2 separate regions of the Homo sapiens genome follow, and region 1 is linked to region 2. Evidence: read pairs that join two places in POLR2A ChIA-PET (ENCODE). Cell type or tissue: PC-9. All regions are shown on one strand. Each heading gives the region's core, and the rest is flanking DNA. Links, peaks and the distances in the headings are about the cores only.

What was found. Peaks named below come from ENCODE experiments on the same cell type or tissue, not always from the same donor. Only the 100,000 strongest peaks of a DNase experiment are listed, where the experiment ranks them.
Region 1: POLR2A ChIA-PET joins it to region 2 with 6 read pairs; 3 of 35 experiments call an interaction of 5 or more read pairs at or near these places.

The regions. Positions count from the first base shown.
Region 1 is chr20:56,954,442-56,959,816 of GRCh38, forward strand. No RefSeq gene overlaps it. Among named protein-coding and RNA genes, the nearest start is that of BMP7-AS1, 260 kb to the right of the region's middle. RefSeq lists an enhancer at 3,852-4,477. In PC-9, for the core only: no CTCF peak of the experiment used is centred there; a DNase peak (open chromatin) is centred at 2,290.
Region 2 is chr20:56,888,952-56,894,326 of GRCh38, forward strand. No RefSeq gene overlaps it. Among named protein-coding and RNA genes, the nearest start is that of TFAP2C, 260 kb to the left of the region's middle. RefSeq lists an enhancer at 4,197-4,801. In PC-9, for the core only: no CTCF peak of the experiment used is centred there; no DNase peak of the experiment used is centred there.

The sequences.
Region 1 (5,375 bases), core at 292-5,291, 66 kb after region 2:
CAGACTCCACTTCACTTCCATTCTCACTGTCAGGATGGCTTCTCCCTGGGAAACCCGTAAGTCTTCTCATTCCTTCTTCCCAAACAGCCCCCACTAGGCTGCCTTTCACCAGGCCGCCTTCTAACCCCAACTTTCAGGTCCAATTCCAAAGCTCCCTCTCCCAAGAGCCCTCCGTGAACGTCCTGGTGAAAACTGGCCTGCGCCGTGGCTACCACGCATCATCCCGCCCATTTTGACCATAGCACTTGTCACAATCTGAAGTTGTCCTGGTGAAATCTGCGGGCTCATCGTCTTCCACGAAGCCCCTGGATGGCAGGGATCCCACCCAGCTTGCTCGTGACAGTCCCCTACCCTGGCCCTGCACCTGGCGTGAAGGATAAGCTCTGCGGACGTTCCCGGAGTGAAATGAGTGGATATGTAAACCAAACGCGCCCGGGTGCCCTGGGCATCTTCTGTGCCCGACCCCAGTCATCGCTCCTCTGCTCTGTGCCTTCATGGCAGGATGACCAAAGAGGAGTTGTGACAGCTGTCACAGTGTGTTACTGTCACCACGGGCCAGGTTTCACCTTGGGCCACACACGCAGTCCCAGCAGCTCCAACCCGAGATGCGTCTTCTGCTTAGCCTGGGGCTCACTCCAGCCCCAAAGGCTGCATGTCCCTGTGTGCGGGGAGTTTGCAGGAGAGCAGGTACAGGTGGCTGGCTGAGGTTACCTCCTGTCACCATCTCTCCTGCCTTCCCCCGACCCAGCCAACCACAGACTTGGGATGGCTGGAATGAACGGAGGGGACTGGTGCAGAGGGGTTTCAGACACCTCAAAAATACTGGAGAGAGGTGGCTGAGCACGGCAATTAGATAGTAATTCCTCTCCATGCTGCTCGTGAGGCACTGGCAGATATGGACCCTGCTGGAAGCAACCCACAGCCCAGCCTCCAGAAGCTCGCTGTCATGTGGGGCAGGGCTGCAAGGCCAGACACGTGCTAAGCCTTTTTGCACAAACTGCTTATTTGTTTTTTTCTTCACACTCCATTGAAGTAGCTATTCTTATTTTCCCCATATTATGACTTAAGGAATTGAACCTTGGAGAGGTAACGAGGCTGGCCACGGTCACGCAGGTGCAAGTGGCAGGGAGGCGAGGCAAGGCTTCGAACTCACTTCTCTCAGGCTGCAAAGCCCGGAATCGAAACGACTCCTCTGGGTCCTGCAGCTCCATATTCTCCGAGCCCTGGAACATTCTGAGGAAGAGGGAAATAATCTCCCTTCTGATATCTGCAGGGGACTCTGCCAAAAGCGCCCAGGGAGGAAAGGATGTTCTTGTTTGAGTCTAGAGCACCGCCTCTCACAAGCTTAGTGGAGGAGGAAGTGGGAGTGGATGTGGGCTAGAGAGACCCTCAGACTCGGGGCTTCTTTTTGTTTTTTTTGAGGCAGAGTCTTGCTCTGTCACCCAGGCTGGAGTGCAGTGGCGCAATCTAAGCTCACTGCTGGGATTACAGGCATGAGCCACCACGCCCGGCCTCAGACTCGGGGCTTCTAAAGCGGAGCTGAGTTTTCTTAACCTGGCAGACAGTTGCTGGGCAGAGTGCATGTTCAGAGCCCCAAGCTGCGAACCTTTCTCTCTAAGTGTCTTCCCCTGGTATAGAAAAGCAGAAAGCGTTTGCAGGGTAAGACCTCCAGATTCCAGTTCAAAATATTTCCTTGGATCTTGCCATTTAAAGCCTCTTAATAGGCACTATCCTACTTCTTTCTCTACCTAAGCAGATTGAGAGGCCTTGGAGGAGGGGACGCCATCCACAGACCTAGCTGGAAGGATTATTGATGGATTCAAGGAGGCCACGTGCTTTTAAGTGGGGTCCAAAAGAAATACAATGCCAGTCACAGATGTAATTTTATGTTTTCTAGTAGCTACGTTATAAAAAGCAAAAAAGAAACGTGGCGGACTTTTTGTTGCTGTAAAAACACATTACATTAAATTTACCATCTTAATAATTTTTAAGTGTATGGCTCAGCATGTTACATATATTCACATTGTCATGCAACAATCCTGGTGACATTTATTTTAATGATGTTGTTTATTTAACTCCATATGTACCAAGTATTACCATTTCAACATGTAATCAATATACAATCGTTAACAAGGTACTTTACTTTTTTCTTTAATTTCTTTAAATTTTCTTTGAAATCTGGTGTGCATTTTTTTACTTATAGCACAGCTCAATGCAGGCACTAAATTTTCAATGAAAATATTTATCACTGTTTGAATGTTACGAAATTTACAGTTGAAAAGGCAGATCACCACACCTTCCGCATTCTTGGAAGTTTTCCAGTAACTGAATTGCCAGCTTTTGAGTTTAAATTACTTAAAATTAAATAACATTTGGCCGGGCACGGTGGCTGATGCCTGTAATCCCAGCACTTTGGGAGGCTGAGGCAGGCTGATCACTTGAGGTCAGGAGTTCGAAACTAGCCTGGCCAACATGGTAAAACCCCGTCTCTACTAAAAATACAAAAATTAGCCGGGCGTGGTGGTGCACGCCTGTAATCTCAGTGACTCGGGAGGCTGAGACAGGAGAATCGCTTGAACCCAGGAGGCAGAGGTTGCAGTGAGCCAAGATCGTGCCACTGCAGTCCAGCCTGGGCAACAAGAGCAAAACTCCATCTCAAAATAATAATAATAATAATAAATAAAATTAAACGACATTTTAAAAATTCAGCTCCTCCATCACACAGGCCACACATCACAGGGGCAGTAGCCTCGTGTGGCTGGTGGCTCCTGTGTTGGCCAGTACAGGTCAGGAACTTCTAGAAAGTGCTTCCCAAGTGGTAGCAGTGATTGTCCTACTATAACTAGCAGAATGACAGGAAATGGAGGGTTTCTCGTCTTGACCTCAACAGTGACTACCCTGGTCAAGGAAGCCGGCTGGTTCACATCCCCCACCCCGAGCCGCAACTCAGGACCAGCCCACCCCATTCTGGGGAGGGGAAACATTCACAGCTGAACTTCTCTCTCTCCCTGCTGACCCTAGTAAATGAGGAGACTGGACTGGGAGGGGAAAAAAGACTTCAGACTGAAAATTAAGAATCACCCTGGCTTATTTTATCACTGGAAGATCACTTCAACAACTTCCTCCAGGAAATTGCAAAGGGAAGTCATTATCCAAGGCGGGGAGGGGAAGACGGTCCACGTGAAGCGCAGATGCCGCCCCCGTGCAGGGGAGAGTAGGGGCAGGGGCGGGTGTTTACTGGGTCATTTAACCGGGTTTCTATTTTTTAAAGTTTCCTTTTCTACGACTATTTGTTGACCCTAATTGTTTCCATGCCCATGAGATGCGTCCCTGAACTTCCTCCTGCGGCCTGTCGGTGGGGCCGGGTGGCTCCCTCTAATTGCCTGTGTTCCTGCCTTTTCCCTCGAGTCTCCAGGGCAGGCCAGTTCCCACATATGCTTCCAGAACCATCTTAATAGAGGGGCAGCAGCGCCCAGCTGACGACATATGTTTAGCTGCTTGCTGAGGTCGGCCAAGCGTGCAATATCACATTACATGAATGGGGAGGGTCAGGCCCAAACAAGCTGCTTTTTACAAGCGCTGGCTTAAGGATTTGCTGCTAATAGGGCTAACATGGTGGGGGAGTGGGGGGTGGGTAGCAGGCTTCTTGTCCAGCTCTGCTCTCTGTCTCCGTTTTGCATTGATTAGAAGGTTTTCGGTCTCCCAGGACAACGCTCTGTTAGAAAACGCCTTTGCAGCTACTGGGGTTCCCGGACCGAGGTGAAAACGGGGGCCTTGAGCCGGGAAAAATGCGGTCGAGGGTCTCTTGATATGTGGGGCTTCAGGACGCGAGCTGAGAGCCCTGCCGTGAAGAGCCAGCAGCCCTCTGCCCGCTGGCCGCTGCATTTATGCTCCATTAAGCCCACGCAGGCCCGAGGGGTAGATGGCGGCAAAGCAGAGAAAGACAGGCCAAGGCTGCTTTCACCCGGGCCAGTGCCAGTGTAGATGCGGGCAAATGCAAGGCCACCACTCACCTGTTGGGGCCCTACAGCTGCCCGCTGGACCCCAGAATGTGCCTGCACAAACTCCACTCCCGAAATCATCACAGGCCCTCCTTGAACCCGAGCCAGCCGAGGGCCTGGAGAACATTCCGGACAGAAATCAAAATGAATTTCAGGTGCTGGGTGCGGTGACTCATGCCTGTAATCCCAGTACGTTGGGAGACTGAGGCAGGTGGATCACTTGAGGTAAGGAGTTCGAAACCAGCCTGGCCAATATGGTGAAATGCTGTCTCTACTAAAAATATAAAAAGTAGCCAGGTGTGGGGGTGCGCACCTGTAATCCCAGCTACTGGGGAGGCTGAGGCAGAATTGCTTGAACCTAGGAGGAGGAGGTTGCAGTGAGCTGAGATCACACTACTGCACTCCAGCCTGAGCAACAGACCGAAATTCTGTCTAAAAAAAAAAAAAAGTGACAATCAGGGTCCCCTGTCAACAACAGTGAGGACGAAGTCATCTACTGAGCTCTCACTGCATCCATGGACTAACTGATTTAATCTTCACAACACCCAGAGAGGGGAGCACTATTATTATGCCCATTTAAAAGCTGAGAACGTAGAGGCAGAACAGTTGAAGTAATTGACCCAAGGTTGGCTTCTATCACAGTACCATTCATGCCTTCTCATGCAACTGGATATTTAAAAATTTCCTTCCTTCCCTCCCTTTTTCTCTTCCTCCCTTCCTTCCCTCACTGCTTACATTTTTGATATGAAAGCTGCTCTTAGTTTTTAAAAAAGAAGCCAATGATACAAAAGTGAGGAAGGTAAGACATCAAAGTGTCCCACACCTGTGCCTTACTCCTCTTAAGCTGCTCATCATTTCATCAGTATCACGTTCACACACAGTGTTTTTAGTAAGTAAATGTCATGAATTCATTCAACAAACATTCGTTGAGGATTCAGAACATGTAAAGGATTGTGCTATGGGGTAGATGTTTCTCAACTTCAGTACTAATGGCATTCGGGGCTGATTAATTCTCTGTCTTGCGGGGCTGTGCTGTGCACTGTGGGGTGTTCTGCCGCATCCCTGGCCTCTGCTCATCAGATGCCGCAGCACGCACCCCTTAGTTGCGACAACCAAAAATGTCTCCGGACATGGCCACGTGTCCCGTGGAGCCTAATGTCATCCCTGGATGAGAACCACTGGTCTAGGTGGATAGAGCTGTACGGGGCTCTTCTGCTGAACTTTCCCTTAGCTGTTGCAGAGTGGCGTCCTGAGGCTTAAGCTCAGACATTCCTAACTCTCACTTTTTACACCAGATTCAAGAGTATGGAGGTGCTAGAACTTAGTGAACTCCCCATTAATAGATATTTGGGGCTGTTTCCATTTTTTCTGCAT
Region 2 (5,375 bases), core at 68-5,067:
CCAAAATCCACTCTAAGTGCCCCAGCCTGTTTGGTGGCACAGAAAGCCTCTTCCCAGAACCTTCACGTCACGTCTTCAAGTTCAAAACTCATCTCCCATCATTTATAACCATTTGGCAAATTTCATTTAAAAAGAAAATCCATTTAATGAAATATTTCCGTTTAAATACCAGCACATTAGATTTACAAAAATGTGCCCATCTTGAATACATTTAAGCAAAAATCAATCGAGGTTAATAGCATATTGCTAGAGCATCGTGGCGACAGAAAGTCAAATAATTCCTTTTGTAATTGAATAGTACCACTGGAGTGTGAGGAGGAATCAACAACGGCGTTTCTACCATAGCTTTTCAAATGGTGTGTGAAATTCAACCATTGGGCTGTGATAGCCACAGAAGATTCAAATTTGACTAATTAGGTGAATTGTGCAATTTTCCATTTTTTAATAGGAAAGGAGGATGGCGAGGCAATTTTGAGAGGGTTGGGCTGAGAGCGGTGGGGGGGAATATCCTGTGAAGATAACAAAGTCCTTAACAACAATGTAATTTAAGAAAAAGGATTTAATTGGGACCTATTACCAGACAAGCCCGCTGGTTTGAAGGACAAGATTAAAAATATTTCATTATTGCACACGTGACTTTGGGAATAGATGCTCAAAGAATTTATCATTTTCCTGAATCACTTACTGCCCAGCACTTTCTCCAAAGGAAAGGGGATTTGTAATAAAGTATCAGGCCAAAGAAACTGCAGTTCTTTCTGGCCACCCCTTTTTTAAAAAAAATTTTTATTTTTATTTATTTATTTATTATTTTTGAGGCTGTGTCTTGCTCTATCACCCAGGCTGGAGTGCAGTGGCATGATCTTGGCTCACTGCAACCTCCACCTCCCAGGTTCAAGCGATTCTCCTGCCTCAGCCTCTCGATTAGCTGGGATTACAGGCACGCACCACCATGCCTGGCTAATTTTTATATTTTTTAGTAGAGATGGGGTTTCACCATGTTGACCAGGCTGGTCTCGAACTCCTGACCTCAAGTGATCTGCCCGCCTTGGCCTCCCAAAGTGCTGGGATTATAGGCGTGAGCCACCGCGCCCGGCCTCTGGCCACTCTTATTTAATTATTCCCCCATGGTAATGGATATTTGTCCTTACTGCTGAACACCAATCTACACCAATCTCCCCTCTTCCTTATCAGCACCTTGAGCGCTCTTGGGTAAACTGGTAGGCTTAGCCCTGTAGTTTGAGTCCAAACGTGTCATCTGGCCTGCCTCAGGGCAGACTCTGATTGTCTAACCAGCCTGCATGTTCCCTCGACTCAGAGGCTGGCTCAGTGAATAGGCGTATCTCAAATCCACATCAAAAAGACACGAAAAACAAATAATGTCTCCTTGCTCCCTTAACTGAGAGGGTCTAGAAGCAACGTCACCTTGATATCAACAAGTACACCTAGGCCAGCGCAGTGGCTCACGCCTGTAATCCCAGCACTTTGGGAGGCCAAGGCACGCGGATTGCTTGAGCTCAAGAGTTCAAGATCAGCCTGGGCAACATGGCAAAACCCTGTCACTACCAAAATATAAAAAATTAGCCGGGCATGGCGGTGCCCACCTGTGGTCCCAGCCACTTGGGAGGCTGAGGCAGAAGAATCTCTTGAGCCCGGGAAACAGAGGTTGCAGTGAGCCGAGATGGCACCTCTGCACTCCAGCCTGGGCGACAGGGTGAGACCCAATCTCACAACAAAACAAGTACATCTAGAGCCCAGAACTTACAATAAAAGGAACCGGGGCTCCTTGGAGAAATGGCAGATCCCAGGACTGGGGCAGAAAATATACAACATAAGCCTGAAGCATCTTCTAGTTCAGAAAGTAAGAAATGCTAAAGCAAACAAACAAATAACCCCAAATCATGGGGTCATGGCCAAAGGCCACAGGAGCCACCCGAAAGAGCTCCCTGTGGTCAAAGCGAGAGCAATTTGAGCAGGAAAGTAAAGGAGTGTTAGCTTATAAATAAAAATAAATCAATAAATATTTATTCAGAGTTCAAAATAAATATATATGCTCCATACTGATATAAGTAAATTATTAAATAAATAGGGAGAAGTAGACAAATCTCTCATGCAGAAATGTTCCAAATAATGTATGGAGATGCTTCACTCTCAATGGGGAAGCATAGCTCCCACTCCTGAAGTGTGGCCTGCACATAGGGACTTCCTTCCAAAGAGTCCAGGGGGAAAGAGTAACTTCACAGTGGAGAAACCTGACAAGCCTCACCCCAGCCAGCTGATCAAGGTTAATATCAACAGCGATAAGTTGTGTTCAGAGTATATATGCTTACGTAATGGGATGAGAAGGGCACTCTACCTCTGGGATCTTCCTCCCAGATACCTATAACCCCATCTATTCATGAGAAAACATCAGACAAATCCTAACTGAGGGACAGTCTGCAAATACCTGACAGGTCCTCCTCTGAACGGTGCAGGTCACTAGAGACAAGGAGAATCCGAGCAACAGTTACAGCCAAGTGGAGCCTGAGGTGATACGATGACTAGATGTCATGCAGGATCCTGGGCAGAAAAAGGACATTAGGTAAAAGCTAAGGAAATTTGAATAAATGTGGACTTTAGTTGATAATATTGTATCAATGTCAGCTCATGACAAATGTACCATGGTCACCTAAGATGTTAATGGAAGAAACTGGGTGTGAGTTCATGGGAACTCTGTACTTTCTTTGGAATTTTCCTGTAAATCTAAAATTGTTCTAAAATTTTAAAAATATTATTTTAAAAACCCGATATGAACAGCTATTTACGGGGACTTCTGGGAAAATAAAGCCCCTTGCATGGGATCATGTGTAGGGCATAAGAATATGAAATTTGCAAGTAACTGTGACATTTTGCCACCAAAAGGGGAAGACTTGATCTGCTAGCAGTTCCTAGGTATAGTTTATGATTAAGCTCACACTGAAGAGTGAAGAAAGAGGCCAGGCACTGTGGCTCACGCCTGTAATCCCAGCACTTTGGGAGGCCGAGGCAAGTGGGTCACCTGAGGTCAGGAGTTCGAGACCAGCCTGGCCAACATGGCTATGCCCCGTCTCTACTAAAAATGCAAAAATTAGTCGAGTGTGGTGGTACATGCTTGTAATTCCAGCTACTCGGGAAGCTGAGGCAGGAGAATCGCTGGAACCCAGGAGGCAGAGATTGCAATGAGCCGAGATTCTGCCATTGCACTCCAGCCTGGGTGACAGAGCGAGACTCCATCTCAAAAAAAAAGAAAATAAAAGAAAAAAGGGAGAAAGAATAGATATAGAGAAATAAAGTTCTTCATGATATGACCATGAGTGGCTGGATCCAGCCTTGCCTGAGATTAATTTAATCCTTGACTTTTCTGATTCTGAACAAGTAATTCCTTTATTATTTGAGTGGGTTTTCTGTCATTTGCAACATAATGATTAATTATGCGTTGTTGGGAATCATTCTCATCTCCTCTGAACCGCTCAGTAATCCCAAATTCTGAACTCACACACTCTGTGATGTTTGAGGTGCAAATTAATCCCTGAAAAGCCTGAGCTGTGCATGCTTTGGGGATACTTCTCTGCCGTCTCCAAGTCAGAGTCAGGTGCATGGGTAGAGGGCTACAGGGACCTCTGGGCTAATGGGGTTTTTGGAGTTGGACTTCATTTCCCACCAAATAAATCTCCCTCCCCTGTTAGAGGATAATTTCTGGGACATCTTCTGACTAAGTTGAGGCTTGAGCCCCTTGCTTCTCAGTTTTCTCAGTCTGTGGTTATTTGTTGTTTTATTTAGGGATGGCTGGGGACGTGCTGTGATTATGGTTCGGGTTTTCATGTCTGCTGTAGATTTCACTGGGAGATCACCCCCTTCATGTCCCACCCCACTGGTAATAGTTATGTTCCTACTTGTTACTTTTAAAAAGCCTTTTATGGAAGGCCATTTGTGTAAACAAACAATCAAACATTTCTTTTTTTTTTTTTTTTGAGATGGAGTCTGGCTCTGTCGCCCAGGCTGGAGTGCAGTGGCACAATCGCAGCTCACTACAACCTCTGCCTCCCAGGGTTCAAGCGAGTCTTCTGCCTCAGCCTCCTGAGTAGCTGGCATGACAGGCACCCGCCACCGCACCCGGCTAATTTTTTTGTATTTTTACTAGAGACGGGGTTTCACCATATTGTCCAGGCTGGTCTCCATCTCCTGACCTCATGATCTGCCCGCCTTGGCCTCCCAAAGTGCCGGGATTACAGGCGTGAGCCATTGCACCCGGCCACAATCAAACATTTCTAAATTGCCCCTGCTTCCACAGGGCAAGGACTATCTCTTAATCATCTTTATTTTTCTAGTACACAAGTCCTCGGTTCAGCACAGCAAGTCAGTAAATGAGCGATCCTGTAACTCCCCGCCCACAGGGGAGGAGCCTGAGATGCAGACAGGCCGGATGCGTGTTGTGGGCCGGATGCCACCCAAGTCTGTTTGGCTCCAGAGCTTCCTGCTTCTCTGTCCCCACCTCCCCACCTGCCACAGCCTTCCTGTGAGCTCTTAGAGGAAGGGACAGTCTTCTTGCCAGAGTGGCTAATGACACCTCAGATCCATGCTAAATCTTTGAGCACAAGCTCTTAGGACGAGTGGCTAAAGGCCATTGAAACGCCAGCCCCACTGATACCCAGGATAGGAGGCACAGTGCTTTGAACAGAGCCCTCTAATCTCCTCCTTAGCTTCAAAAGGAATGAAGGGTTTCTCCTAAGGCTGTCAGTCAAACCATTACAGCCTTTGTGAAAGGTGTGACCTTGGACTGCAGTCACACACCTGCCCTTTCAGCAGCTCTTTCATGTTCTTTAATTCAACTGCACAGGGTTCCAAAGGCCACCTTCATTCACCTTCATCCCCCCCAACTCCTGATGCATAAAATCCTGCACTCTGCAGTTTTTCTCTCCCTTTCATTTGTTCTAAAGGTCACCTTAGCTCCTACTTTGAAGGAATTCATTCATTCATTCAACAAATTTTTGTTAAGGGCCTACTCTGCGTCAGGCACTGTTCCAGCACTGGGAACATGGTTACAAGGCAGGCAGCGTCTGCGTGGAGCCAGGGGTTGCCCTGTTCATGACCCAGCTCTGCAAAATGTCTCGCTAATATGCAAAGACAGTGGGTCTATTTCAATTCAAATACTTATCAGAAAAAAATTTCCCCCTGTTTTGTAGTTGGATGGGCTACAAAAGGTTTAGGAGAGAGCCTTCATTTTTGGGGCTAGGCCACATAAACCCAGGCAGGTATAGGCAGTTGTAGGACATCATGCAATGCTAGGATAAGATGATAAGGTTGACAAGAAAAGCAAGCATCTCCTATGGCAAAAGATAGCCTTAAAAATTCCTTAAATA